7 separate regions of the Homo sapiens genome follow, and regions 1, 2, 3, 4, 5 and 7 are each linked to region 6. A link is a loop called in an ENCODE intact Hi-C map of the cell type or tissue named here. Cell type or tissue: mammary epithelial cell. All regions are shown on one strand. Region 1 overlaps SHB (SH2 domain containing adaptor protein B). Region 2 overlaps SHB (SH2 domain containing adaptor protein B). Region 3 has its middle 19 kb from the start of SHB. Region 4 overlaps LOC107987065 (a long non-coding RNA gene). Region 5 has its middle 92 kb from the start of SHB. Region 6 overlaps SHB (SH2 domain containing adaptor protein B). Region 7 has its middle 130 kb from the start of ALDH1B1.

Region 1 (4,000 bases), 96 kb before region 6:
TGAGACAGCTGGAGAACAAAGAGATGTCAGCCAGGGAGCTCCCGCCCCACCCTACCCCGCCCCTCGGAGCTGGTCTGCCTTTGTTCATCCTGGAAGGCATCTCTTTGGATTTGCAAATATTTTAATTCACAGAAACTCAAGGAGAGGGTGGGGGTGGGGGCTGGGGTGGTGTGTTGCCGCCCTTCTGTCTTTATCCAGGCCTTCTCCAGCCCCCGTAAGTGGCAACAGCATTCTAGAGACATGCAGTGGTGTGCTAGTACCATACACACAACACAAACGACACAGCCAGCAACAGTGGCTGGGCTGGTTGGTGGGGGGCCTCTGGCACCTCCAAGTCTCAGGCTCTGTCACAGAGCAGGGCAGGTCTGGTCCGCTCACAGGGTCCTCACAGCCACGGGATAGAGGAGGGACAAGTGCTCAGCCCCTTTGATGGGTAGCTTTCTGGTGGTGTAGTAGTGGATGACTTCCGGGACACTGTCGAACGGAGGGCTGTTCTGACCCAGAACGTATTTCTCTTTGGTTTTGGCCAGTTTCATGTGCATAAAACCCTGGTTGCTCCTGTGAACAAAACACAGAGTTATCAGAACTACCCCCCTGACACTCAGGCTGAGGCCAAGGGTCTCCTCAGCTGTCTGGGACAGAAGGGATCCCAGCCATGAAGTGGCTGTGAGCTGCACCTCTCCAAGCCAGGACCGAGGCCCAGGACCAGATGAAATGCAGCTGCACCCAAGCGCACCCCCAATTCCGGCATCTGACCCGGAACCAGCAGCAGCCGCCACTGCTACAAGAGAGCATTCCAACACTGAGCGCTTCTAGGGACTTCTTCAGAAAAACAAAACAAAACAAAACAAAACAAAACAAAACAAAACAAAACAAAACAAAACAAAACTTAGTCCCTCTTTTCTATTACCAGTGCATATCCCTGTTTAAGCCTTGCCTGACAGGTGCAAAGTGTGTTCATGTCCCCAATGCCATGACAAGTGGGTAGGGCAGGGGTCATCACCCCCAGTTTCCAGAGGAGGAAACTGTGTGGCAGGGATGGCAAGTGATCTGTCCTTCCCTTTCAGTAGTAGGAAACTGTCACTGGGAAGGGGCCACCCAGCCAGGGACTACATTTCCCAGCCTCCCTTGCAGGCAGTTAGCCATGTGACTTGGCTTAGCCACTGGAAGGTGGGCAGAAAGTCTGTACTACCTGCCCTTCTTTATAAACCCTGTCTCCTGCAAGGTCCAGCCTGTGTTGCCTCTGCTGGGTGGTTTTCCAGGCTCCCACAGGCAGAGCTCCTTCCTTCATCTGGTGGCACTGAGGACACGCATGCCTTCCTGAACTGTAGGTACTTAGCCACCATCCCGGCTCCTCTGAGCATGCCATGGAGCAGGGCCCAGTCTATGTCCACCATGCTTGGCTTCAGACCTGCTTGGGAGGAGCCACCTGAAGTCTGCTCAAGGAAAAGCAGTGGGTGGGTTTCTCAGAGATCAGAGCACACAGCCCTTGCAGCCTGCCTGCATCAGCTCACGAGGGCCAAAGCCACAGTCCTCCCACCAGCATTTGCCTAGCCCCAGCAGACCTCTCCCAGCTCTCACCAGGGCTGCAGCCACACTGGATCCCTCACCCCTCCACCAGCCTGTCCTCTGCCTGCCCACTCAGTTCCACGCCTTTTATGATTCTACTGTGATTCTGCCACCAGACGTGTGGATGCTTTAGATTTTCCAAAGCACAGTCCACTTTATCGGGTGTCTGTCCCTTAGGTAGAAAGCTGGAGCTTCTGACAAATCACCTGCCCCCATCTCCACGGCCTCCAGCAGACTCCCCCAACCTGAGCTCCAAGCAGACTTGAAGGTTTGCAGCCTTTCCGCTCCAGCTCCGCCCCTAGCCGCTGTCGCTCCCACAGGGGCTCTCAGGGCTTGAACACATCTCTTCCAGTCAGGACTGGGCTTCCCAAGCTTACAAGTGCCCACTCTATTAACACCTTAATTTGGGCTCCAGGACCATTTTTAAATGGGCAGAACAAATGCTTAATGAAGTGCGAGCACTAAGCAATATGTCTGCTCATAATAATGTATTTAGAGATGTCACCCTTAGCTTAAAGGAAATCGTTGGGAGAGCCAATTACATTTCAAGAGAGACTAATTCCTGTAAAGAACTGGAATTTAAATCAAGATTTTTTTTAAGGCTGGCAATGTTCTAATTACAGAGCCTGTGGCAAGTTCTGCTCCTCAGTGAAGGGTCATTTCATCGGAGAATTGCCTAGACACGTCTGAGAAGCAGGCGGCGCACTCGCTTAGGCTGCAGAAAGGAAACGGCATGTGTGTTACAAGAAGAATGTAAAACTCCATTCCAGCAAAGACTCACCTACCCACCACGCCGAAGAGACCACAGATCTGTGCCAGTTTGGAAAGGGCTGTGATTGCTTAAGTAATGCGCTGAAACTGTGTGGCTGAGAAAACAGCAGAAGAGTTAAAAAGCTGAGCTCTCAGAGCCACATGCCCAGCTTTGCCTGGAGAAGGGGTGTGGAAGGGCGAGAGAGCAGGGCTGGTAAGGAGGGGCTGCAGGTGCCAGGGACACTCAGCAGGGAGGAGGGTATGACCCTGGGCACATCATTCCCCTCTGCGTGCATGCACTGAGTGGCCTTACGTTTTTGGGGTGCTGGACCAGCAGGCTTTGTGATTCTCACAGATCTATACCTGGGGGACAGAGTGGAGGAGGTGTCAGGCAGAGGGTCACAGCCGCTGGCGGGAACTGAGTCTGCCAGTGTGCAGGTATGAAGCTGCAGGGGAACAAGCCAGTTTCATTTTCAAGGTTAGGAGAGTAACTCACATGGGTGAAGGCAACATTTCATATGAATTTGTTCTACGGCATCTGGCAAGGGAAGTGGACAGTGATAGCAGCAATGGCTCTGACAGAGTCCGAAGCAGAAGCTAAGCTCCTCTGTTCCCAGGTTAGGGGCTTAGAATGGCCACCAAGTACTAAAAGCCACACAATGTCCTCTGTACCTTGGCTGCCGACAGATAGCGAGGTGGGGCAGCTGCCAGGCTGAAGAGAGTCTAGACGTCCCCGGGAAGTCCCTCCTGCCTGTCTGAGCCTGCTGTTTATCACCCCCAACACACTCCTATCTCGCCTGTGTAAGCACCCACGAGTTTACCACCCTGAGCCAGGCTGTGCCGATGGGGCAGACTGGTCATGAAGCTCAGAGACCAAGGCAGAGCTGGGACCAGCACTTGGGCTCCATGAACCTCTAGTCTGTGGCCTGACCATTCTCAGGCAGAGGGAGAAAGGCGCGTTCACATGCTGACCCTCCTGGGCTCAAGCACTGCACCCCGTGGGTTCCCTGGCCCTCAGGCTATCCTTGTGCCTTGCTGGGCTCTGTCCCTTCTCCTGCTGCATCCACAGGGAGGCTGACTAGATGACCCTGGGGGGTACTTCCAGCCCTAGATCCTGGATTCCACATGTGCAAAACATAATCTGCTGCCTACCCGCTGAGGGCTTCCTGCAGGAAGGGGTCTGCAAGCAGCCTCACACCTTCCCTCCACCGCTGCCCTCATCCCCAGTCCTGCTTTCACTGGGGCATTGGCCAGGATTGCCTTCAGGGACAATCCTTCCTGTAGGCCAGGCTCTATGTCCTGAAGCACCGAGGTGCAGAAAGGGGAGGTGTCTGGCCCAAAGTCACACAGTGATTATCAGCAGCAGATGCCCAGAGTCAGTGCTCCTGACCTCAGCACTCCCCAGACCTGAGAGAGGGCCTCATGTAACCCTCAGTGTTCCATGTGAAGCCAGGCAGAGGGGGCGGATGAGAGGCGTCAGACTCTGAGCAAACATCCCCTCCACGCTGATCTTCCGCCTCCACAGCGCCCATGGTGCAGGGCTGACGGCAGGTCAGAGACAGCAGAGGGGCTGGGAGTAAAAGACAATGTGTGGCACCCACACAAGGGGCTGTGCCGAGGATTGGAAATGGCATGTTCTGATTGGTGGAGCCCCCCAGCCTGAGAGGCAGGGTGGTGACCG
Region 2 (4,000 bases), 72 kb before region 6:
TGCATGGGTTTAAGACCTGCTCATCCTTCACATTCCCCTTCCTGATTCCTTCCCTCTTTCATAGCCTGGAAACTTTCATAGAAAGAGTACTTTCTACTTCGGGCAGCCCTGAACACATTCTCCGTGAGTTATAGGTGTAAGTGTCTTCCTTTCCTTGTGAGGCTGTGAGCTCCTGCAGGGCTACAGCTCATTCAGTAACTGACACTGGACGGGGCAGAGCTCATTGGCTGGGCTGGAGAGGCTGTGAACAACCAAGTGCCACAGCATGATGGAAACAGGCCAGACCCCAGAGGTGTCTCCTTAGGTCACGTTTGCAAGATGCCAGGCAATTTGCCTTCGGGGATTAGAAAGCCAAAGGTCCCTCCGTAAGGACTGTATGCAGCCATTAGCCCCACTGGCTTTGGGACTCTCACCACCTCAACCAAGCAGGGGCTGGGTCCTTGTCAAAGCTGCTGACTGCAGAGGCCTCAGAGGTGCCACTCGGTGCCCCTTCCCATGGGTCACACAGGATCCCTGCTCCATGAGGGCAGAGCCTGCCCAGCAGAACTGGAGGCCACAGCACTCACCCCGCCTCCCTGCTGTCTGCCCCCAGCTAGAAGTCCCCCAGTCTTTGAAGTCCTTCCCTCATCTTGTCCACATTCCTTTGCAAAAACTCACCAAACCAGAACTTGCCAAGACTCATTCGCAGGCCAAAGTGCCTGAAGAGCCTTTTAATGAGATTTTTTTCAAGGCTTTTCATCCCTTTCCTCCACTGCCAGCCTTTCCAGAGACAGGAAACTGTGTTAAGAGTTTGACATTTTCTTGCCAATTTCTCAGCTCAACCCTTTGCTCCCTGAGGCTGGAGTGAGAGTATCCAGGGGCCAGTGGTGGGTGCCAGGTCAATGAGTTGGCGGGCAGCCAAGGGAGAGAGTTCTGCAGGCAGGAGGGGATGAGGAAAGTGTTCAAGGGCAATCAGGCAGAATCGCCGAAGACGATTCACAGGTAGGGGCCCCTGCCATGGAGGGGGCTCTGAGATGTCATGAGGTGTGCAGGCGCCACTGTGGGTCACTGCAAGTGCAGAAAGTTGGGGGGTGGGATGCCGACAGGTGGCAGCTTGGGCTGATCCAGGGACCTGTCTGGTCACCACAGTGGGAAGCTGTCACCATCTCTGTGGTCAGTGGTCAGCTGCCAGCCGGGCAGCCTTACACCAACCCTAAATCCCTTCTGGGTGTCAGTTTCCCCACCCCCATGAGGCAAAGGGACTAGAGTAAATGGGTCTCAAACACTTCTAGGTCTGACGTCAGAAGACCTTTCGACTGAGTGTAAGGAATGCCGGGGAGGAGATGGGAGGACATGGCTGGGAGTCCCATGGCCTCCACTCCAGTCTTGGCTCTGCTGTGGACCCTGGCAGGCATTCGGCTTCCCCCAGCCTAAGATGAGGAAGAAAATGCCTCGCAGGACCTTGGTGAGTGCAACCTGCACGTCAGTGGCCCCATCACTGAGAACTGCATCTCAACTCTTCTGGGAGCCCCCGAGACCCGCCAAGGCTCTCCTGCACCTCCATGGCTCTGCCTGGGCTGTCCCCTCTACCTGAGCTGCCCTGCTAGCCGTCCCTGTCTGGGGAACACCTGCCTTCTCTTGAAGGTTCAGGTGCAGCCTTCTCCCTGCAGCTTCTCCTGACTCTCTGTGGCAGGGACTGCCCACCCACATGCCAGCTCTGGGCTCCCAAGACCCCCCTGTGCAGACCTGTGTACAACAAGACACAGGCTGGCCTGGCCAGGCTGAGCCCCTGGAGGCTGGGCCTGACTGTTCTCACCTCTGGACTCTCTCTGATGCCCAGCCCAGTGGCTGGTACGGAGGGCTCTGAAAAATATCTGCTGAGGGAAGGGTGCACGGGGTGTCCTCTGAGGCTGAACTCCCCCAGATCCTTTCTTCATCCTAGAACACCCTCAGGGCAGGACAAACTCACATGAAAATGGCCAGAGGCGGATAACCAGCATAGCTGGAATTCCAGTGTCAATTTGCACCAAGCTCCTGACAGTGTCAAGAATGCCATTCCCCACCCACCCCTGCCAGGCAAGCCTTGAGTATTTGAGAGATCAGGCCCCTCACTTGGTGGCTGGCAAAGATGGTGCTTGCTCCAGGCAGCCAGGATATGCAGTACCAGGACGGTTCCCCTTGCGGTTGAGGTGATTCATTCCAGGGCATTGCTCCCCAACCAGCAGCTGGACTGGCCATCGGGAGCTGGGGCTCCTCTGGGAAGCAAGTTCATCTCCCCTGAGTGGGTTGCCTGGCTCAGCCATAGGATGCCCAGCCCAGCCCACCTCCCCAATTCTGGCATTCTTCAGGGGAAAGCTGGGCAGGTGAGAACAACCCCGGCCTTTGGAGGTGGTGATCTAATGCCTCTAGATCTGCATGCAAAACTAGACCTCACCTCCAGCTCCTTTGGGCTCAGATGGGTCACCCAAATGACAGTTCCTGATAATGAGGTCCATGGGATGGGTGCGGGAAGGCAAACACAGAGTTGATGGTAGAGGCTGCTGGGCTGCCTTCCCAGTCTCCCTCGACGTCCTCCCCTCACCTGGGAGGTGCAGGTGGTCCAGCCCACAGATGGGGACATGGGGAGAGTTAGAGAACCCCTGATGTCATTGGTGGAGGTGGCCTTAGAGCCCATCAAAGCCCAACTCCCCACTGGACAGATGTAGGGGAAGAAACTTGGTCACACAGGGAGCAGCGAGTGGCAGGACAGGACTCCTATCCAGAATTCTGGACAATGGGTCCTTCCTGTGGCTCTTAAAAATGGACTTCAATCAAACTGCAGGGCTGACCCCAGGAAACAGGGGCAGGGTTATGGGAATCACACTAGATAACACTGACACAGCACTGTCTGGGCTGGGAACACTGTCTGTCAGCAGCTCATTGCCATACGCAGTGCACAGATGAGGACACTGAGGCCCCTATGGCGTGACTGGCCAAGGCCACAAGGCCAGTGAGTGCAGGAGGCCAGGCACGAGGCCCGTCCTCTACCTTCCCCACCAAACACAGCTGGGCCCTTGGGACTGCATGCCTACGCTGTGAGGGCAGAATCAACGTGTCGTCAAGGGTGGTCCTACCCTCTAGGGAATGGCACACCCCAGTGAGGAGGGGAAATGACGCTTCTGGCCCTCTGAGCCCCACTGTGAGCTGACATCTGGGCCTGCTTTTATAACTGAGGGTACAATGCACAGGGGACTGAGAAATGTATTCTGCAGGAGACAGCTGGCACTATTACTTCTGCCACTGGGTCTAGGTTCCTTGTGTGCTCCCTGGTTGGGACCTCAGCCCTGGCACATCCTGGATACTCAATAGGCTGCTGTTCCCTCGAAGGCAGGTCTGCACTGGAGTCACCACAGGGCCCCAGTGCCAGCCCGGCAGGACCTTAGTTCAAGGGCTCAGTACTTCCCCACCTCTGCCTAGAAGAACAGGAAGCTGGAGCAGCTGATGGGGCTCTGGTCCTCTAGGATGAACGGCCCGGTTTGGCATGGAGTGCTCTGTCCTGTCCTCCCTGATCCTTTCGTGGAGGCCCCTCCAGGCCAGGCCCCCAGCCACGGGGATTCCAGGAGGAATGAGGTTCACTGAGGAACTCAGAGACAGATGGGGAGGGAGACAGAGTGATAACCCCCAATGACCAGCACCCCAGAGGGTCCCTGGAGCACTGAGGAAGCCCAGTATGCAGGGAAGGCTGGTGACACTTGAGTCCTGTCGCTGATGCCACCTGCTTCCTTTACCTCTCACAGCCCAGAAGAGCACCATTCACCTTGATGGCCCCATCAGCATGCCTGGTGGTGTGCACGCCCCCCTGCTGCTGTCCTCTCCTCAGTCCAATTCCGCTCCTCTGGCTTTGGCCACCTTCTGCCCGGCCCCAGTTGCAGTTTAGCATATTGAACTTTCCTCGGCTGCCATAACTGACCCGATTCTTTCAGCCATCAGGTCTGATGGCAGACAACGAATTATGCAGGCACCAGCAGCCTAGAGAAGAGCA
Region 3 (4,000 bases), 71 kb after region 6:
ACTGGTTTTGTCACTAGCTTTCACAGATAGGGAATTTGAAGGAACTCGGAAAACTACTAGGGATGATCTCAGTTGCCTCCAATCCCAAGGCCTGAGATTTTCAGGAAAGTACCTAGAAGCTGCTGGAAAATGCCATGTCTGCCTAAGCCCAAAGTTTGACATTGCCAGAGGGGCAAAAATCTGGCTTCTGCCTTCTTTCTACCTTCTAGATCTTGGCAAGTGCTTCTCATGGGTGTTTTTCGATGCAGGACTCTGAAGACAGGGATTCTGGAACATGTAGTTCCCAGGCTTCTAGCTCCTGTGATCCAGGGGAGAGAAGAGAAGTGGGGTGCTGGTCAAGGAAAGGCTTTCCTTGGAGACAAGTGGAGAAGACATTTTCTTACTATTTCTTAGGGTCACAGCTGGAAGGATGTGAAACTGGTTGCCTTGGAAGCCATTATCCCTGACACTTAGAGGAAGCCCAGCTGTGGGAGGAGAGAATGAGGCCCCCAAACAGTGAAAAGCAGAGCAAAAGACAGAGCTGAAAAAGAGAGCACACTGATTATATTGTGCCAGCCCTGGATTTGAAGGCTTACTTTATGCAGTGTTCTCCATGTCCTTCTCAGTTATATCCATCCATACATTTCTTTTTCACTGTAGCTAATTTCAGTTAGATTTCTGTTACTTGCAGCCAAGAGGGTCTTAATGAATAGCAGAAGGGAGAGCATGTAAACATTGCAGAGTCAGAGTGTGGTGTGTGCTTTGCAAAAAGAACTAACAAAGGAATCTGAGCACCTAGAGAAGATAATAAGAAAGAGTTCAGCCAGGTGCGGTGGCTCATGCTTGTAATCCCAGCACTTTGGGAGGCCAAGGTGGGGGCAGATCACCTGGGGTCAGGAGTTCGAGACCAGTCTGGCCAGCCCATCTCTACTGAAAATACAAAAATGAGCTGGGCGTGGTGGTGTACACCTGCAATCCCAGCTGCTCGGGAGGCTGAGGCAGGAAAATCGCTTGAACCTGGGAGGTGGAGGTTGCAGTGAGCCAAAATTGCACCACTGCACTCCAGCCTGCATGACAGGAGCGAGACTCCATCTCAAAAAAAAAAAAAAAAAAAAAAGTTCATCTCCATTTTATCTTTTTCCTTGGAAATACTATTTAAACCATAATTCTACCTTAGTTATTACTTATTTTTAATTTATTTTATTTTTTGAGACAGGGTCTCACTTTATTGCCCAGGCTGCAGTGCAGTGGTATGATCTTGCCTCACTGCAGCTTTGACTTCCCCAGGCTGAAGTGATCCTCTTGCCTCAGCCCCCAAAGTAGCTGGGACCACAGGTGTATGCCACGACGCCCGGCTAATTTTTTGTATCTTTGGTGTAGACAGGGTTTCCCCATGTTGCTCAGGCTGTTAGTTATTGCTTCTCATGGGTTTTGTTTTCTTCCAGAATTCTCTTCTTCCTTTCCTTCTGTTTTCAAAAGACTTCCTGTCTCCCAAAGACCAATTTGATTATTTTCTCGCTGGGACCTCCACAGCTACATTACCCCATTTCTTAATTCTTGAAGTTCTTGGCACAGTCTAATTTGAACCACAAATTATTAAATTTTTGATGAGTGCTTCAGCTGCCCTTTATTGGCTGTAACTTCCCGCCATGGACTGCATCCTCATCCACAGATTGATCGCCTTTGACTGGTGCTCAAGAATCCTTGGGAGTTGATGGACTGATGAATCAAACGGGGAGTCTGAGGCTGCCATGGACAATTAAATGGGAGAGCAGGAGTGGAGAAGAGTTAGTGCTGCCCAAGTAACGGTCATCCAGGAATAAGGAAGCCTTTTGAGAAATAATAATCAAGCTGGCTCAAATGCACTTGGCACACATGGGGTGGACCCTGAGTCCCAGGTGGTGCACCTCTCCGAGTGGCCACAAGGGGGCGAGAGAGGGCATGGTCCAGGTGCCAAAATATTGCTGTGGCTGTGGGGTCAGCCAGCTGGCTGGTCCGCTAGTTGAGCCCTGGCTGGAAGGGGAATCTTGGCCTAGGTGATTTGCACAGGATAAAGTGGGCCTCCAACCAGAAGGCCTAGGAAGCAGCGTGCCTGGACCAAGGTTAGGAAAGCCCAAGGATGAACAGACGGATGGCAAACATTGATAAACATCTAAGAATAGGAGCTAGAATCTCCAAAATTAAACCAGCAAGTGAATGTCCAGTGACCCACATATTCTGCTAAGGATGGGGGATGACTCAGTGTCCTGGAGAAGGAAGCAGGAAGCCCAGGCATAGTACAGTGGCAAGGACTGAGTCTGGGAGGCAGGGGTCTGGAGTCTGATCTCTAACCTTGTAGTTCCTCAATCCTGTGTCTATGGCCCCTGATGAAAGCTCGTACTGTGTGTCCTTAGGTGATGACCTCTCCCTCTCTGAGCCTCAGGTGTCTCATCTTACCAAATAAGTTTGATGTCTGGAGACTGAGAGACCAGCCCCACCCTTGCACTGGGCACCATGATGACCAGGGTTCCTTTCAGTTTCAATGGTCTCTGAGTGACATGAACAAAACAGTTAGTTGGCTGCAAAGACCATGTCTTTCTCACTTCTGCCTGTGTACACCTGCTTTCTTTACAACTTTTGAGGAGGCCCTGGTCCTTTGGGACCAGGATTGTTCAGACCTTTGTAGAAGCTGAGCAGTATAATTTCTAGATGCACTGACCCATGACATAGCACACACCAAAATGCCCCCACATCCCACTGGAAATGCAATTCATTTTCTCTAAAATAGTTTTTGGGGGCATTTTAATAATTTTACTTTGAGGATTATTTTGCTAATTTTATTTTCAATGGCTGTGGTTTCTTAGAAATCATTGTGCATAGTTAGGAATTCCTTGAAGTGAAAGAATCTGCTAATTCTTTTCAAATATAAAAAAATTTACAGATACTAAGTATAACGATGTATAGAGTTGATGTAACACAGAATTTCAGGGCATTTCATTACATTTTGACTGTGGAATTTTCATTTTGTAACTTGGAGTCAATGAGAATTTTTGTAGTGCATGAAACATTTTTCGAGGCTCTTGAGAAGCTCGTAGGTCCTCTGTCCTCTGTCTGTGGCACCTGATGGGAAAAATCCTCCTGCTTGAGGCAGCTGAGTTGAAGTGGGGGGTCATTTCTTACCATTATTAGTTTTTGTCTCATGTCTTCTGGCCTGAGAGCCTGTGCAAGCTTTGAGTGTATCAACAAGTAAAGAACACCCCCTTTCACTTTCCTTTAATCTCAGAAACTTCATTTCAACATCTGTCTTTCAACTAAGCCATCATATAGGCAGGCATCAGGGTAGCAGAATCCCCCCAGCCCCAGGGATTTTCCTAAAGCTTGTCTCTCCCCAGTGCTCTCAGGCATACCGCAGTCAAACCAGACATCATCCCCATTGTCAGGGTTCTACAGAAATAGATATCCCACAAAGGGCAGTATCTTGCCTGAGAATTTGTTTTCTCTTGCTGATAATTCCTCTCCATAAACATTTTTGAGAAAGATGAATAGGTGTACCTTTCTGGAACAGTGAATGGATGCTGGGGGGTGAAATGACTCTGCATGGCATGTTTTATGGATGAGGGGAGGGTCCTGAGGACTGCCTTTCATGTCCTCAGCCTCTGACTTGGTTGCAGATTGCCCAGCCTACTCTTCTGTAGGTGAAGGTTTAGCAGCTGCTTCTCTCACTGCTGATAACCTCTGGAAGGCCCAGCCTGGGTGGAAGCTAGACACGCCCCAAGAGTTGGCACAAAATGCCACCAGCCTGTAGCAGCTCTGGGCCCACCCTGAAGACCTGGTTATCTCATTGCACCTCACAGCCAGTGCTGTAGGCTTCAGACACTCCATTCTGCTGGATCCCCCCTGCCTGCCTCTCTTCCCAACAGCCATGAAGGTAATGAATTCCTTCCCATCATGATGTTAATGAATCTCAAAGGGGGAAAAAAAGGAGATAAGATCTCAGAAATAAAGACGCCAACATAAAAACGGAAGACACAGTGACCTTCAA
Region 4 (4,000 bases), 350 kb after region 6:
CTCATAGACACACAACAGATGCTCAGCAAATGCTGGTGGAGCAAAACTGAACAGAATTTCCACTAGCGCCCAGACACTTGAAATTGATGGACAGGTGATCTCCCATTCGGGCCATGTGTGTGTCATCTGCAATGGCTCCCGTGGAGTTGAGCAGACAGGAAAAGTGTCTCAGTCCCAGCAGGAGGCACAAGGTCACACTCTTGGAAGGAATTAATAATATCCAAGGAATTCCTCTGGAACAGTGGGGGGGAATAAAGGTTCTTCAAAGAAGGCCTAATAGCAAATTTTCTGGATTTTCCAGCTAATTTGAAGGTACCTACATGGAACATTTTCTTGTCAGAAAAGATTTTAAAATACATTCATTCAGCGTGACATGATAATTGGGCCTGGCTGCCTGATGAATGCCTTTTATCTATTCCTGAGCTATTGTTCGCTGGTATTGAGCTGATGGGCTGGAACCAGCACTTTGTTAAATGCACAAACAGAGCCACTTGCAATGATTCCGGTCACCAGAGGCAGTGGGGTGTCAGAGGTGCAGGGAGCTGGTAATGATAGTGTCAGAGGAGGAAGGAACTTTAGCGATTAGAGAAGGCAACTTCTTCACTGTATACCTAGGGAGACCGAGACCCAGGGATGAGCAGGGAGCCGCTATGGGGGTGGCAGAAATGGGACTTGGACCTGGGTGTCCTGCCCAGACCCTGAGCATCCTCCCCTGCCTTCTGAGGATCCTGTGAAGAGAGGCGAGCAATAAACAGCGTGTGTCCATGCAAAGCTGCTCACACCCCCTGGATCCTCTGCTGGAGTGTGCTCCACTCGCACTTCATGGCAGGGCTTGGCTGCCAAGCGGAATGCATTTCTGACAGCTGACTTTTCTCAGCTCTGCAATGTTATTATAGAGTCAACTGTTTTCATAGGCCCTTTTCTCTCTCTCTCCTTTCATGTTTTCCTTTATTTTAATGTCTTTGTCTTATCAAAGGCAAATTTCCAGGCCTGGCCATCTGATAATCATTTGCAAAGTCTCCATGTTTCTTTATCATCACCCTTTCTGAGAAGGAAGGACTTGTTTGGACCTAACAATTCTTCAACTTCACATAATTTTTTGGTTTTATCTGAATCTGAAATTTCTCCACTTTAAAAAAAAAAAACAGAATCTCTTTTAGAGTAGCTCTGAGCCTTCCATGTGTTAATTAGGTGTTTGCGAAACTATGGTTTGGGTTTTCTGCTTTGTCAGAGCAGGGCTACTATTTTTCTCTTAAAAGACTCAGTACATTATTAGAAATGCCTTTCACTAACATTTAACAAATAAAACAGTTCTATAGGGACAATGAAGTTGACATTTCCATTGTTTTCTTTAGAAAACACCACAGTGTTAATCATCCCTCAAGGGATTGCATTTTTTGAACAAGTGAAGTAGCAAAGGCCCAGGCCAGGGAGTACACGTATGTGCACACGTGTTGGTGTTTAGCCACGGATGCATGTCTATGTTTTTATGCTTAAGTCTGCATGTCAGAATGTGTATTCATGACACTCTGCATGTGGCTGTTTGTCTGCCAATGATAATCGGCTACATGCATGTATGGATTAATGGTCTGTGTGCGTGTGTGTGTGTGTGTGTGTGTGTGTATGTGTATGTGTGTGTAGATGAACCTATGTAAACCTGTGTGTATCTGAACATATCTACCATGTATGTGGATATGTGCTTCGTGCACCTCTGTGTGTGTGTTTTATGGCACCGTGACTGTATTCATGAGTACATGTTTGCGTGCGTACTTGCTCGTGTTTATGTACCTCCATAGTCATGTATCACATAATGAAGTTTCCATCAATGACAGACCACATATGCGACAGTGGCCCAAATTATAATATGGTATTTTCACTGTACCTTTTTTATGTTTAGCTATGCTTAGATACACAAATACTTACCATTGTGTTACAATTGCCTACAGTGTTCAGCACAGTACCTGCTGTACAGGTCTGTAGCCTGGGAGCAATAGGCTATTCCGTACAGCCTCAGTGTGTAGTAGGCTCTGCCATCTAGGTTTGTGTAAGTTCAGTCTACGATGTTCACACAAAGAGGAAATTGCCTAATGACGCCTTTCTCAGAACGCGTCCGTATTAAGTGACGTATGACTGTATATAGATATACACATCTATCCGCATATGTGTGACTGCTATGTGTGTGATGATTTGTGAGTCTGTGTGCATCCATATGTCTGAACATAGGCACACGTGTGTAGATATGTCTTTGTCCATGTTTCTCTACTTCAGTGTTTGCATGCCACGCGGATGCTGAGTTCTGTGTTCAGAGCCTCCTATAAACACGTACACAGTACCCTCCAGTGGACATCAGTGGAAAGCACCTTCAAAAAAAAAACAAAGCCAAAAAAAGGCAGGATCTGAATCGCTTCCAAATTCAATACTGGTTTGTCATCAGACGCAGGGTGAAGTTTTCAGGACGGTCCTTGAGAAAACCGGGGAGGGTCATGCTTCTGGAGTGGACACACACTTAACAGTTTTCCCTATGGAGGTCCAGCCTACCGGCAGCTGCTTCATGATGCGGGGGTGAGAGGACAGAGGCAGGATCACTGGGTGGGTCTGTGAGCCAGGAGGGAGGAGGTGGACGACACGCATTAGACCATGGTCAGGAGCAACTGTACTCAGAGCTTCCATGTTTGCTGGGGCCCTGCATTCTCTATTGCCCCAGTCGGGCCCAGTTCCAAGAACATGGAATTCACATTCAGAGCTATGCCCTTCATGCACCACACCAAGTCCCACTGGTCTGGGAAATAGGATCCCTTCACCCGAAACGCTGTGTTGATTTCCTGTGGCTGTTGTAACATAGTGCCACAAACTCGGTGGCTTCGTGGAGGTCAGAAGTGTCAATGGGTCACCAGGGCTGGCACCCTCTGGAGGCTCCAGGGGAAGCTCCATCTCCCTGCCTCTCCAGCAAGGTGATCTGCATTCCTTGGCTGGTGGACCCACGTCACTCCAACCTCTGCTTCTGTTTGCACATCCCCTTCTCTGCCTCTGTCTCTCCTAACTCCCTCTTTCCCTTATAAGGATCCTTGTAATTCCATTTGGTCCACCTGGATAAGCCAGATAATCTCCCCATCTCAAGTCCTTAATCCCATCTGCAAAGTGTCATTTGCCACGCAAGGCAACATTCCCACGTCCTGGGGATAAGGATGTGGATGTCTGGGGCGCATTATTTGGCCCACCACAGGTGCCCATCCCAGAGTTCTGTGTCTCCCTGTACAGTTCTGTATGCGTTGGGACTAGCAGGACTTGAGACACTGGTGCCACTTATGGCAGGTTTACTCGGTGCCTGTCATTGCACCTGACTATGCACTCTGCCATTTGGTCCTCGCAGCTTTCCTATGAGGTAACTGGGGCTTGGTAAGGTGACCTAAGGTGCCAAGGCACACAGCTGGGAAGTCATGGAGACAGATTTTGAATTTAGGATTGTCAAACTTCAAAACCATGATGACGTGGTTTGGATATTTGTCCCCGCCCAGATCTCCTGTTGAAATGTAATCCCCATTGTTCGAGGTGGGGCCTGGTAGGAGGTGTCTGGGTCGTGAGAATGGATCCCTCCTGGCTTGGTGCTGTCCTTGAGATGATGAGTTCTCTTAAGATCTGTTTTTTTGTTTTTGTTTTTGAGACAGACTCTCGCTCTGTCGCCCAGGCTGGAGTGCAGTGGCTTGATCTCGGCTCACTACAACCTGCACCTCCCAGGTTCAAGTGATTCTCCTGTCTCAACCTCCCAAGTAGCTGGGATTACAGGCACGGGCCACCACTCCCGGCTAATTTTTGTATTTTTAGTAGAGACCGGTTTTCACCATGTTGGCCAGGCTGGTCTCAAACTCCTGACCTCAAGTGATCCACCCACCTCGGCATCCAAAGTGCTGGGATTACAGGGATAAGCCACTGTGCCTGACCGAGATCTGGTTTTTTAGAAGTGTGTGGCACTTCCCCCAGCCTTGCTCCCGTTGTCACCATC
Region 5 (4,000 bases), 140 kb after region 6:
GCGTTTGGATGGCCCCCAGGGGTCTGAGCAAGAAGCGGGGCAGCCATGACCACAAGGGACAGTGGCCCTGAGAACTGGACTGTGTAAGCCTGGGGGCTTTCTGTAACATATAAGGGAGGTGGAGGGACTGCTTGTCGACCATGGACATGGGTGGGCAAACTGGTTTTATTATGGAAAGTGTGCAATGGTCCTTGCATCCCCGGAGCTGTGGAGTAAGCCTCAGGCCTGTTACTGATGAGTGGGGTGAACAGGATTAACACCCTTGGTTTGAAGTGGAGTGGGAATCTACCCCGGGGCATCAGACTAGACTCAGACACCATCAGATGCACCAGGAAGGAAGGATGCACCATAGGAAGGCTGGGAGGGAGGTTGGCAAGAGGTGGCAGGGGCCCTGAATGTCACACTAATGAGCTAATCCTGACAGCACTGGGGGAGCCAGTGATGATGAAAGCGGGAAAAGGCCTGGCCTGACATGGGCCAGGTGCACCTCCTGGAGTGTGGCCCTTGGGAGGACACTTCCACAGCAGGGTGTGGCCACTCAGGCTGCCTGGTCGTCCACACAATGGCTGCTGTCTACTGGGGGCTTTCTCTTCCAGACTCTATGCTAGATGCTTTACAAGTATTATTTTATTTCATTCTCACAATAATCCTATGAGGCAGATACCTGATCCATCCCCATTTAACAAATGAGGAAACTAAGCAGAGAGAAGTTAAGCTGCTTCTTAAAAGGCCCAAAGTCCCCCAGCTGGTGACAGCAGGACCATCAAGCTCCTAACTCATCTTTTCCATCAAGGCACCTGGGCCACTCGATAACACCAGAATGAAGGCTTTGAGTAATCACCTGTTCCCTACTCTCCCATTGTACAAATGGGAAAACTGAGGTGAGGGAGCTTGATCAAGGTCACTCGGTAAGCTAGACGTGGAACTGGAAGCTGGTCCAGATGTCCAGGTCAAGGCTCTCCTGACTCCTCTCAAGGGTGGCTGTGCCTGGGGATGCAGCAAACAGGTGGGATACCTGGACATGGTGCTGGCCAGAGTCCAACCCAGCACCTCCATCCTCACCCAGACCTCAGCCACCAGTACATTTGTGGGCAGAGCCCACAGGATCCTCCTGAAAACACCATTTCTTGGTCACAAGCTATTTTATGATTGAATTTTTCAAGATGTCTATTAGGAAATGTTTTATATATATATAGAACAATATTTGTAATGCATATATTCATTGCAAAACATGATAGTAAAATTAGCACCCATGAGCTCACCATCCACTTTTGGAACTAGAACTTTCCTGGTACTCTTGCATGTGTCTGGGTACCTCTTTCTTATTCTAGCCCTCACCTCCCCTACAAATGACCACAACCCAGGCTTTGGTGTTTATGATTTCCTGGCTGTTTTGTGATAGTTTTAGCACATATATTCATATTCCAAAGCCATATATTATTTACTTTTATTTGCATTTGAACTTTATAAAAAAATCATACTGTTTGATATTACAATAAAATATTCACAGTCTTCTGTAAATTACTTTTTTTCACCTAACGTTGTTTCTAAAATTCATCCATGTTGATGCCTGTAGCTTAGTTCATTCATTTTCCCTGCTGTGTAATATCTCACTGTGTAAAACACCACGTATTATCTATTCTTTTGCTATTAGGCATTTGGTTTGCTTCTAGTATTTTGCTATCATGAAACGCTACTATGAACATTCTTGGTCATGCCTCCCAGGGCGCATGGAAGAGATTCTCAAAGACATACCTAGGAGTGGGGTTGCTGGATCATATGACGTGTGCGTATCGAACCTTACAAGTTAAAGCCAGATCAGGAAGGGCTCCCACCTTCATTGTGTGGTTCCCTGGCTCTTCCACCTTGTGATCTCTCTCTAGCGCCCCCTGTTGGCAGAGGCTAAGAGATCGTCAGCAGGCCAAGCAGAATATTAGTGTCCCAGCTGTCATCATAAAAGGCAAATTTAGAGGGGATAGGGTTAGAGATGAGAGCCATAGCACCTAATTTAGAAATATGTGATCACCCCACCAGTGAGTAAAAAAAACTGGGCCAATGTGGCCTGAAGGTCGCCAGCTTAAAACCTCTGCAATGTGGCCTGATTTCTTACTGATCTCCACTTTGTACCCTCTGCTCTTGCCACAGGGAATGTCTCCTCCTTCCCTAAATGTGGTGCTCTTCCACGCCCATTTATCCTTTTCTCTCAATCTCAATTTTCTTTCCCACCTGGCACACTTTGCTCCCTGTTCAAGTCCTTCCTGTTGCTGAAACCCCATTTCAAATGCTGCTTCCTTCGTCATTTTTTTCTGATCTCTCCAGCTGGAGGTAATAAAGATATCCTTCTCTTGAGTTCCCCAGCTCCATATCTACCCTCTCTCTGGGCAACAAGCAGTGTTCACTTAGCATCACTGTTGTTTGGTCTATGGCTCATCTCCTCAATCAGAATTTTATTTTAAGAAAAGCAATGCAAGTAAGGGCATAGAGGAAATAATCACTCATATCACATCGCTGACACTGATACAACTTTTAATATATCCCTTTCCAGTTTCCCTGTGCACATACATTGGTATATGTAGTGCACATGTAATGTTGTATCTAATTTTTTAAAATATAAATGGGATCTCTCTGTGACACCCATGCTGGAGTGCAGTGGCAGGATTATGGCTCCCTGCAGCCCAATCGCCTGAGTTGAAGTGATCCTCCTGCCTCAGTCTCCTGATTAGCTGAGACTACAGGCATGCACTACCATGCCCAGCTTTTTTTTTTCCCCCCATTATTTTGTAGAGAGGAGTTCTTGCTATATTGCTTAGGCTGGTCTTGAACTCCTGGCCTCAAGCAATCCTCCTGCCTTGGCCTCCCTAAATGCTGGTATTACAAGTATGAGCTACTGTGCCCAGCCTCCCAGCCTGTTTTTCTTTTTCTCCCTTTATTAGGTCAAACTATTTTTTTCCTATGTTGCTTCATAACATCACAATTGTTAATGGTTATCCACTCTTCCATTGTATGTTAGTAATAGTTATAAGTGACAGAAACTCAACCTAAAAGAGCTTAGGCAAAAGGGATCTTTGTGCAGAGGCTGCTGGGGCATCTTGCAGAAACCAAGGTTAGAAATGTTGGGCTGCGGGGACCTGGAACCTGGGTGCAGATGCCTGAGGCACTGGTGCTTGCCTTGGCTTCATATTTTCCCCTCTTCTTCAGCAGACTGGCTTCCTCTGCTTTTCCTCTCCATGTGGCAGAAAATACCCACTGACCATACCCAAGCTTTACATGTGACAACACAGCCACCCAAACAGAGACTAACCCTATTTTTCAGGAGCTGGCTCCTCCTGTGGAGCAAGGGGGCAGGGTCAGATTCCACTAATGTGGTGATCTTTAAAGGACCAGGTAGCCTGTGTAGGAAGGGGATCCTGGGTTTTAGACTGCTTCCAAATAACTGCTACTGTAGTCATCTCGTGTATTAGCACATAAACCTCTCCTTAACTTGAATTATTTTCTTTGGACCAATTCTTGGAAGGGGGATGACTGGGTCATAAAGTTGGAACATTTTTGTGATGTTTGATATTATTGCCAAATTGATTTCAAGTAGTTATTCAACTTCACTCCCACCCGACAGCATTGTGCAAGAGAGCCTTTCGTTGTGCCATTGAGAGCACGGGGCATTATGGCTTGAAATAGATTTTTTTTATTATTTTAATAATCGTAAAAAGATATCTCGTAATTTTTATTAGCATTTTTCTGGTTACTAGTAAGGCTGAAGACTTTCTCATATATTTGTTTTATTGGAGTACGTTCCCTTTTGTGAATTGTCTTTTCCTGGCTTTGCCCAGTTATCGAGTGAACTGTTAATCCTGTTCAGATTTAATTGCCCCTTCCTTTTGTGTGTGCATTGCACTTTCTCTATCTTCCTTTCAGGGTATGAATAGTGGCCTATCTTGTATTGTAGTTATTTGTGTCTGTGTCTGATCTTTCTTACTGGACTGTGAGCTCCTGGTGGGCAGAG
Region 6 (4,000 bases):
CGAAAGCCAGGTGACCCAGCCTGCTTCCCTTTTTGCCCTGCCTACTACGAAGCTCTAAGTAAAGTTTTATGTCTCAAATGCTATCTTTCTTCACTCAGAAATTTCTGATAGAACTACTTTTTCTCCCTCCTCTCCCCACTTACTTCTTGGCCCCTACCTTTGGTTAACTGCACGTGATATCCTTGTATTTGGACTCTCATGGTGCCCGGCCAGTTTTTTTCCTAATATAGGTGAAACATAAGCAGGTAAACTGTGGGGAAGACTTAATACAGCATTGCTCCCACCTACCAACTTGAAAGCACACACCATGCCCCCAGTGAGGCTGGTTGGGGACCACCCGGCAGTGCCCTCACTCCCTTTCTACCCCTACAACCCCAGCTGTGAGCCCCTGCGCTTCAGCTCCACTTACCTGTCATGATCCTCTGTGCCTCATAGGGCTCCATGTAGCCAGCACTCTCCCCCTTTCCTGCTTTGCTCTTGAGATCATTCTTGGCATCAAAGGGATCTGAGTAGTCATCGGCTATGGTCACCTGCAGGGAGGAAGATGGCAGGTGTGAGTCCACCTTTGGCTTTTTTGTTTCACATCTCTTCACAGCTAGGCTTTGGGCCTCAGCTAGATGAGCAAGGAGAGGCAGGGGAGGCAGGAACTAAAGCCGGCGCCCGGACTCAGGGAGCTCCACATCTCACAGGGGTAACGAATGGGACCCATACTGGCAGGGCTCCACTGCGATGAAGAGCCCTCTGAGCTCGTGCATGCCTGGCTGGCTCCAGGCACAGTGAGGTGAGAACAGAAGGGCATCTGGTGAAGGTAACAATGCACACTAAGCATGGAGGCGAGAACCTGGAGGGCATCCTCAGGGAATGTGAGTTGCTCGGTTTAATGGAATGGAAGTGGAGGAAAAGTTGGAAACGAGATCACAGAAAGCCTAGAAATGCTGACATGCTCCTGGTGCTGGCTGAGGCACAGAAGAGTTTGTCTAGAGATAATTAGCTCGGCGTTCCATTTCCCCAGACCTGGAACATAACCACGCCTTGGGTCATCAGACAACAATTTGGTGAGATCAACTACATACAAAGATCACTGTGGCCCCAGACAGACCAAATAAAAACACAAAAGCAGCTCAAGGATCGACAGACAGCCAGGGCCAGTAAGGACCTGAAAGCAACAAACCCAAAGACCCCTCGACAACACATGGGTAAACTGAGGTCCAGTGTGAGCAGAGGCTTGGCCAGATCTTCTGCCTCCCAGGGCCCTGCCTGAGCTCCCCACTTGTCTGTAGTCCAGAACACAGCCCCTGCCTCTTCTCCCCAGAGAAAAATTCTCCAACTCACAGACAAAGAGTGAGTCACCTGGGGGTGGGGGGCACTCCCATGAGAACCTGAGTATCTGGGATTCTAACACTTCAGAGACCACCGTTCCACGTTTTCCCTGGAGAAGAGTAAAAATTCTCGATTGCAGGCTCCAATTAAACATGGCAAGTGTTCCTCCCTCTTTTTACTTCCTAACCTTTAGGAGAGGCACAGAACCCACCGAATCCACGCCCCTCCTGCTTAGCCCCGCTTCATCATAAACTTGTCCTGGGACTTCCCTCTTGCCCTTTTTGGTCACATTTCTGGCAAAGACCAAGCCCTCAGCTCCTCAGCCAGTGCCACCCGGCTGCTTCTCTTGGGAGGGGGCAGGTTAGCGTTCCTCTCAACCCTTGGGGTTACATGAATTGTTATTTAAATTGTGGGTTTAATTAGAAACCACAGGAGCCTGTTCTCTCAGCTCCTGGAATGTAAGGCATTTGAGGGGCCTGCAAACTCAGGGGAAGGGAAAATCCCCCTTTGTCTGCCTGGTAAATGGCAGCTTGTGGCAGCCGTCCTGGCAGGGTGAGCAAGTGACCGCCAGCTGCCAGGAATGTGATGCCCGGAAAGGGACAGCAGGCGGCAGCTCTGTCCCTGGCAAGTGGCTGGAGGCCAACGGGAGGTTTAGCACACAGCGGTCACTGCTCCCCAAACAAGAGAAGCTCATCAGTGAAGACCGAAGCCCAGAGTGCCCAGCACTGGAGCATCTATGGCTCCCGCTGCCGCTACTCCACCACTTTCTCCGTGGCTGTGGCTCAGGCTCTGAGTCCCAGTGGGGACCCAGTAGGGGTGGCTTCCAGATGCTGACATTGTAATGGCAGCCTTTCTTGAGACTCACTGAGCTCAAATGACACCAGGCCAGGGAAAGAAGGGGTGGGAGAGAGCTAGGCCTTGCAATGTCTTTCATTTGCTATTTCTACTCTACCATTTGCAGAATACATTAGGGAGAAAATTATACACATAAACTGCTGTCAAACGGAACAGTTCAGATGCTGGTCAGGTGCAGGGTTTTGTGTCTCAGAGTTCAAGGGGCCAGACATCCAAATGGAGAAAATGAGTTGCTGCTGTGGATGACATCTAATCTTATTTCTCTTGTCCCAGATTTCCTCACTGTCTCTCTTCAACATGAACATGCTCCATCTATTTTGCAATAAGGAAGGGAAAAAATGTCTCCCCTGGAAAACAAAATCATTTGGGGGGATTTGCTGGCGGGGTGGGAGAGGCAGTTGGGTTGCAGTCTCCATAGTAATCTAGAAATCGCCATTCCAGCTCTCAGAAGTGCTCTGTAATTTGCAAACACAGAGGTTTGCAGGATATAAACCAAATCTTTGTTTGCCCTGGGACAGGAGTTCTGGAAGGACTGTGATTCAGCAAGTGCTACCTATATTTTCTAATTAAAATGAGATCTGAGCTCAGGCTGTCATGGAGCTGCGGCTGCCTGCTCCACTTACTTCCGTTTCAGTAAGAATGTACAAATCCTAAAACCAGGAAAAGCCCCTGGTCTCTGCTGACATATGGTTCCAGTTATACCTGCTGACAGTTGAAAATCCTTCCATTGAAAAAAAAAAAAAAGTCTAGAATTCTGTTAGTTTAAGAAGCAAATTGGAAAGTTCCTAAAATGTATATTTAATCAATTTGCTTTTGAACTTCAAAGTGAGGTTGGTGGAGGGAAAGAAATTTGAGGTTTGAGCAACCTGAAACTTTGCAAACACTACACTGAACTGTCTGATCTTTTGCAAAATGATGTCCTAGTTTTGGGAATAAAAATTCAACCAGGTGTTAGGAGAGTTGAGCAGGCAGTCAACCAGAGTGCCCTGTGAAGTACCATGGGCCCCAGCCATCAGGACTGGGCAGTGTGACCACTGTCCAAGCTGCCTGGGGCTCACCGCCAGTCCAGATGGCCATGCAGAAGGTTTGTGTGAAGCGTGCTGCTTTTTTGAGCTAAAAGAAAGAGAATGAGTTTTCTCCAGATGTGAGATTGGATTTCTGACGGGATTGCTTTTGCTTTGCTTTAAAACTTCCCAGTTAGTGGACAACTCCTGTATATCTAATTGAACAATTCAACCAAAAGGGAGCCAGCCGGGACTCCTCTGCAGGCCAGGCCACCTGGGTCCACAAGAAGCTTTCCTTTTAGTCTCAGATTGGCAGAGACCTGGCAGCCACAGAGGCAGAGCTGAGCAGTAGCAGAAAAAAAGGCTGTAGAGTGCGGCTGCTTAGTCAGTGAGCCACGTCATCTTTTGTTTGCTCGGCCTCTTGGGATGAGTGCTAAACCCCAGGCAAGCACCTTTCTTGCTTTCAGACAAAACTACAGACCCCAGGTCAGCCCAAAGCCCCTACAGGGCTTCCACAGGTTTGTCCTCCTGGAGACCTGCTCTGACCTCCCCTTGTTTTCCACAGGGCCCACTGCAGGGCGTTGTCAGTCACCTAGCAAACCAGCAGTGGCCTGGGGATGGCCTCTCCATGCCTCCTCTCTGGAACGCACACTGCTGGGGCCCCTGTGTTTTTATCTTAGAAACTTCACTTTGTGATAGGAAGTAGTCTGCAGCTGTTCATCCCAAAGGAAAGGACTAGAGGAAGGTGGGTGTTGCCCCTTGGCCACACTTCCCTATGGACTGGTCAGAGTTTTAGTTGCTTTTGTGGGACAGCTGCACTT
Region 7 (4,000 bases), 250 kb after region 6:
GCCTCAGCCTCCCAAAATGCTGGGATTACAGGCATGAGCCACCACGCCTGGCCTAATGGTATTTCTTAACTGGACCCTGTATTAGTCCATTTTCACGTTGCTGATAAAGACATACCCAAGACTGGGCAATTTACAAAAGAAAGGGGTTTAATTGGACTTACAGTTCCATGTGGCTGGGGAAGCCTCACAATCAAGGTGGAAGGCAAGGAGGAGCAAGTCATGTCTTACGTGGATGGCAGCAAGCAAAAAGAGAGCTTGTGCAGGAAAACTCCCCCTTATAATAACCATCAGATCTCATGAGATTTACTCACCATCCTGAGAACAGAACGGGAAAATCTGCCCCCATAATTCAATTACCTCCCACTGGGTCCCTCCCACAACACATGGGAGTTCAAGATGAGATTTAGGTGAGGACACAGCCAAACCTTATCAGACCCTGACTGACATAGTCTATGTGTGTACTCTAATTTACTCACATATTCTTCTATTGATTGACATTTTAGATTGACATTATTTATGGTTGCTAGCAAGGCTGCAAGCCTTATTTGTCTGCTGGGCACATATAAGAGCATATTTCTCAGACAAAGACCTAGAAGTGGCTTTGCTGGATGAAAAGGTCTTGTTTACTTAATAAAGGGCCAGGGAAAACCAGGCCCAGACAGGGAAAGGATTTACTCAGGCTTACACAGAAAGTCCATGGTGGAGCTGGAATTGGGCACCTGCTCCCATGCTCTCTGGTTACAAAATGTAGAATTTTCCCTTGCTTCCTTGTCTTTCAGTCAATGCCCATCTTTACCTTGGTATACAGAAATGGCAGAGACTGAATTAGGTCAGGGTGATGAGATCTTTAGAGAAAAGTGATCAGCAGAAGGGAGGGCTCAGAGAAGGTGGCCACTGTCACCCTCACCCTCATCAGGGCTTCCATTCCTAACTCAGAATTGCAGCAAAAGAAACAGGTGGCAGGATGGGCACAGTGGCTCATGCCTGTAATCCCAGCACTTTGGGAGGCCAAGGCAGGTGTATCACTTGAGGTCAGGAGTTTGAGACCAGCCTGGCCAACATGGTGAAGCCCTGTCCCTACTAAAAATACAAATATTATCTGGGTGTGATGGCACACCTGTAATTCCTAGCTACTCGAGAGGCTGAGGCACAAAAATCACTTGAACCCAGGAGGCAGAAATTGCAGTGAGCCAAGATTGCATCACTGCATTCCAGCCTGGGTGACAGAGTGAGACTCTGTCAAAACAAAAACAAACAAACAAACAAACAAACAAAAAAAAAAAAGGAAAAAGAAAGAGCAAGCAAGCAGAGGGAGGAGGCTTCACCTTTCCTAATGCACATAGTCTGGCTAACAATAAGAGAGTAGGCTGGGCTTCTGGTTCCAAAATGGCAGCGTAGAAGCAAGCTGGCTTCACTTCCCCCTACGTAGGAAACCAAAAATAAATATACAGTGCCAAGATTATCACCAGTAATATCCCAGAACTCAAGAATGAAGATGAAACAGTTCCTGGGGCCACAGAGAATTGAAAAATCTCTAAGCAGACAGTAAGAAAAATTGAGCTTCACAATTGTGAACCCCTTCTCCCATTCTTCCCAGCACCAAGAGCATGAAAAAATTTCCCCCAACACACAATGTCTACAGTAGAAAAAGTGAGATCGAGGTGGACAACCAGCTTCCCCACCACCTTGGTTTCCCTGGCAGTAGACCTCTGCCTAAACCATGGGAAGCATCACTAAGTGACCAAAGAGAGAACTATCCCTGAGGACAGGCAGACAGAAAGTGGGGAGGTGAGACAAGCATCCTCATCTCTGGAAATTCTGCTTTGTAACTTTGCCAAAGGAGACATTAAATCAGAGTGGTGGTTCATTTGCACTATGCTGTAGGAGGTCCATTCCACAGGTCCCCTGGGCACAAACCCCTAGCCAGGCTTCCCACACTGCTGAGAAACCCCATTTAGGAAGGGCAGTGCTCCAATCATTTACTACAGCCAAAGCAAATGTGGGCTTAAGATGCCATCTAGAGCCAAAAAGAAGACAGTGATTTAGCAATAAAGAACCTCTAAGCAAATATATCCAATAAAAGCAAAACAAGCTATATGGAGATTAAAATGAATAACGAATCCCTCAATGCAAAGACATAGACACACATCCACAAGAACCAACAGCAGACAGAGAACCATGAACTCTCCAAATGGACAAAGCAAGGAATCAGTAATGGACCCCAGCAAGACAATGATGTGTGAGCTCTCTGAGCAACAATTCAAAATAGCAGTTTTAAGGACACTCAGGGATCTTCAAGGTAATGCGGGAAAGCAATTTAGAAGTTTATTAGAGAGATTCAACAAAGAGATTGAAATAACAAAATAATCAAACAGAAATCTTAAAACTGAGAAATACATTTGCTGAATTGAAAAATTCATTAGAGGCTCCCAACAGCAAAATAGATCAAGCAGAGGAAAGAATCAGTGAGCTTGAAACCAGGCTATTTGAAAATACACAGTCAGAGGAGAAAAAAATAATGAAAAGCAAACAAGATATAGAAAATTACCTCAAAAGACCAAATCTAAGCGTTATTGATGTTCAAGATGGAGCTGAGAAAGAGCAAGAGGTGGAAAGCTTATTTAAAGAAATAATAACAGAAAACTTTCCAAAACTTGAGAAAGATATAAACATCCAGGTACAGGAAGGCCGGAGAACACCAGACAGATTTGATTCAAACAAGGTTACTCCAAGGCATATCATAATCAAACTCTCAAATGTCAAGGACAAAGAGAAGATCCTAAAAATAGCAAGAGAAAAGAAGCAAGTAAAACATAAAGTCTTTCTGGCAAGAGACTTCTCAATGGAAACCATATAGGTCAGGAGGGAGTGACATGACATTTTTAAAGTGCTGAAAGGAAAAAACTACCATCAAAAAATACTGTATCAAGCAAAGTTATTCTTCAAAAATGAAGGAGAGATAGACTTTTCCAGACAAACAAAAGCTGAGAGAATTCACCACCACCAGGTTCATCTTACAAGAAATGCTAAAGGTTTTCGGATAATATCTACTGTAAGGAAAAAAAAGAAAGAAAGAAATGCTAAAGGGAGTTATTCAATCTGAAAGAAAAAAACACTAATATGCAAAAACAAAACAAAATTTAAAATATTTGAAGGTATAAAACACACTGGTAAAATTAAGTACATGCACAAATGCAGAATACTCTAATATTGTAATTGTGGTATGAAATGCACTTATAACTCTAGTATGAAACCCAAAATATAAATCTGTCAAAAACAATAATAGCTACAACAACCTGTTAAGAGACAGGTAATATAAAAATATGTAAATTGAAACAACTAACAGTCAAAATGTGGAGGCGATGGAGTTACAATGTAAACTTTTATTTTCATTTTTTCTTTGTTTCTATTCTATGTGATCTAAAATAAGATATCTTCTCTTTAAAATAATGTTACATCTATAAGTTTTTTTTTTGTAAACCGCATGGTAATCACAATGCAAACCCTATAGTGAGTTCACTAAAAATAAAAAATGACAAATTAGGCTGAGCGTGGTGGCTCACACTTGTGATCCCAGCACTTTGGGAGGCCGAGGTGGGTGGATCACCTGAGCTCAGGAGTTCAAGACCAGCCTGGCCAACATGGCAAAACCCTGTCTGTACTAAAAATACAAAAATTAGCCAGATGTGGTGGCAGGTGCCTGTAATCCCAGGTACTTGGGAGGCTGAGGCAGGAGAATCACTTGGACCTGGGAGGCAGGGGTTGCAATGAGTTGAGATTGCACCACTGTACTCCAGCCTAGGAGACAGAGCAAGACTCTGTCTCCAAAAAAACCAACAAAAACAAATTAAAACATACTGCCAGAGAAGATCACTGAACCACAAAGTAAGGCAGTAAGAAATGAAGAAAGGAAGAGAAGAGTTACAAAACAATCAGAAAACAAGCAACAGAATGACAGTAGTGAGTCCTTAGTTGTCAATAATAGTACTAAATATAAAGG

What was found. Peaks named below come from ENCODE experiments on the same cell type or tissue, not always from the same donor. Only the 100,000 strongest peaks of a DNase experiment are listed, where the experiment ranks them.
Region 1: it touches region 6 in a loop (4-fold over the local background); 34 of 110 quality-filtered maps call a loop at or near these places.
Region 2: a loop joins it to region 6, with 2.5 times the contacts of the local background. A loop is called at or near these places in 15 of 110 quality-filtered maps.
Region 3: a loop joins it to region 6, with 11 times the contacts of the local background. A loop is called at or near these places in 7 of 110 quality-filtered maps.
Region 4: it touches region 6 in a loop (14-fold over the local background); 6 of 110 quality-filtered maps call a loop at or near these places.
Region 5: a loop joins it to region 6, with 7 times the contacts of the local background. A loop is called at or near these places in 12 of 110 quality-filtered maps.
Region 7: a loop joins it to region 6, with 10 times the contacts of the local background. A loop is called at or near these places in 2 of 110 quality-filtered maps.

Annotation. Positions count from the first base shown.
Region 1 is chr9:37,919,447-37,923,446 of GRCh38, forward strand. SHB (SH2 domain containing adaptor protein B) reads right to left here. Exons shown (of 6, transcript NM_003028.3): 6 at 1-558. The coding sequence ends at 375. Among named protein-coding and RNA genes, the nearest start is that of SLC25A51, 17 kb to the left of the region's middle. RefSeq lists enhancers at 2,908-3,007, 3,754-4,000, 3,866-4,000. In mammary epithelial cell, a CTCF peak has its summit at 2,258; DNase peaks (open chromatin) are centred at 2,345 and 3,085; H3K4me3 peaks cover 327 bases; H3K27ac peaks cover 1,369 bases.
Region 2 is chr9:37,943,199-37,947,198 of GRCh38, forward strand. The region is part of intron 5 of SHB (SH2 domain containing adaptor protein B); the gene reads right to left. Among named protein-coding and RNA genes, the nearest start is that of SLC25A51, 41 kb to the left of the region's middle. In mammary epithelial cell, a CTCF peak has its summit at 2,090; a DNase peak (open chromatin) is centred at 673; H3K27ac peaks cover 250 bases.
Region 3 is chr9:38,086,245-38,090,244 of GRCh38, forward strand. No RefSeq gene overlaps it. Among named protein-coding and RNA genes, the nearest start is that of SHB, 19 kb to the left of the region's middle. RefSeq lists a silencer at 1,728-2,022 and enhancers at 1,969-2,018, 3,361-3,430. In mammary epithelial cell, a CTCF peak has its summit at 1,903 (motif pointing right); no DNase peak of the experiment used is centred here.
Region 4 is chr9:38,360,879-38,364,878 of GRCh38, forward strand. The region is part of intron 1 of LOC107987065 (a long non-coding RNA gene); the gene reads left to right. The region is part of intron 3 of LOC105376040 (a long non-coding RNA gene); the gene reads right to left. Among named protein-coding and RNA genes, the nearest start is that of ALDH1B1, 30 kb to the right of the region's middle. In mammary epithelial cell, a CTCF peak has its summit at 2,330 (motif pointing left); a DNase peak (open chromatin) is centred at 2,363.
Region 5 is chr9:38,158,925-38,162,924 of GRCh38, forward strand. No RefSeq gene overlaps it. Among named protein-coding and RNA genes, the nearest start is that of SHB, 92 kb to the left of the region's middle. In mammary epithelial cell, a CTCF peak has its summit at 1,890 (motif pointing left); no DNase peak of the experiment used is centred here.
Region 6 is chr9:38,015,602-38,019,601 of GRCh38, forward strand. It overlaps SHB (SH2 domain containing adaptor protein B), which reads right to left. Exons shown (of 6, transcript NM_003028.3): 2 at 410-530. Among named protein-coding and RNA genes, the nearest start is that of SHB, 52 kb to the right of the region's middle. RefSeq lists enhancers at 1,285-2,048, 3,411-3,705 and a silencer at 1,731-2,025. In mammary epithelial cell, a CTCF peak has its summit at 1,923; a DNase peak (open chromatin) is centred at 1,820; H3K27ac peaks cover 760 bases.
Region 7 is chr9:38,261,740-38,265,739 of GRCh38, forward strand. No RefSeq gene overlaps it. Among named protein-coding and RNA genes, the nearest start is that of ALDH1B1, 130 kb to the right of the region's middle. In mammary epithelial cell, a CTCF peak has its summit at 2,017; no DNase peak of the experiment used is centred here.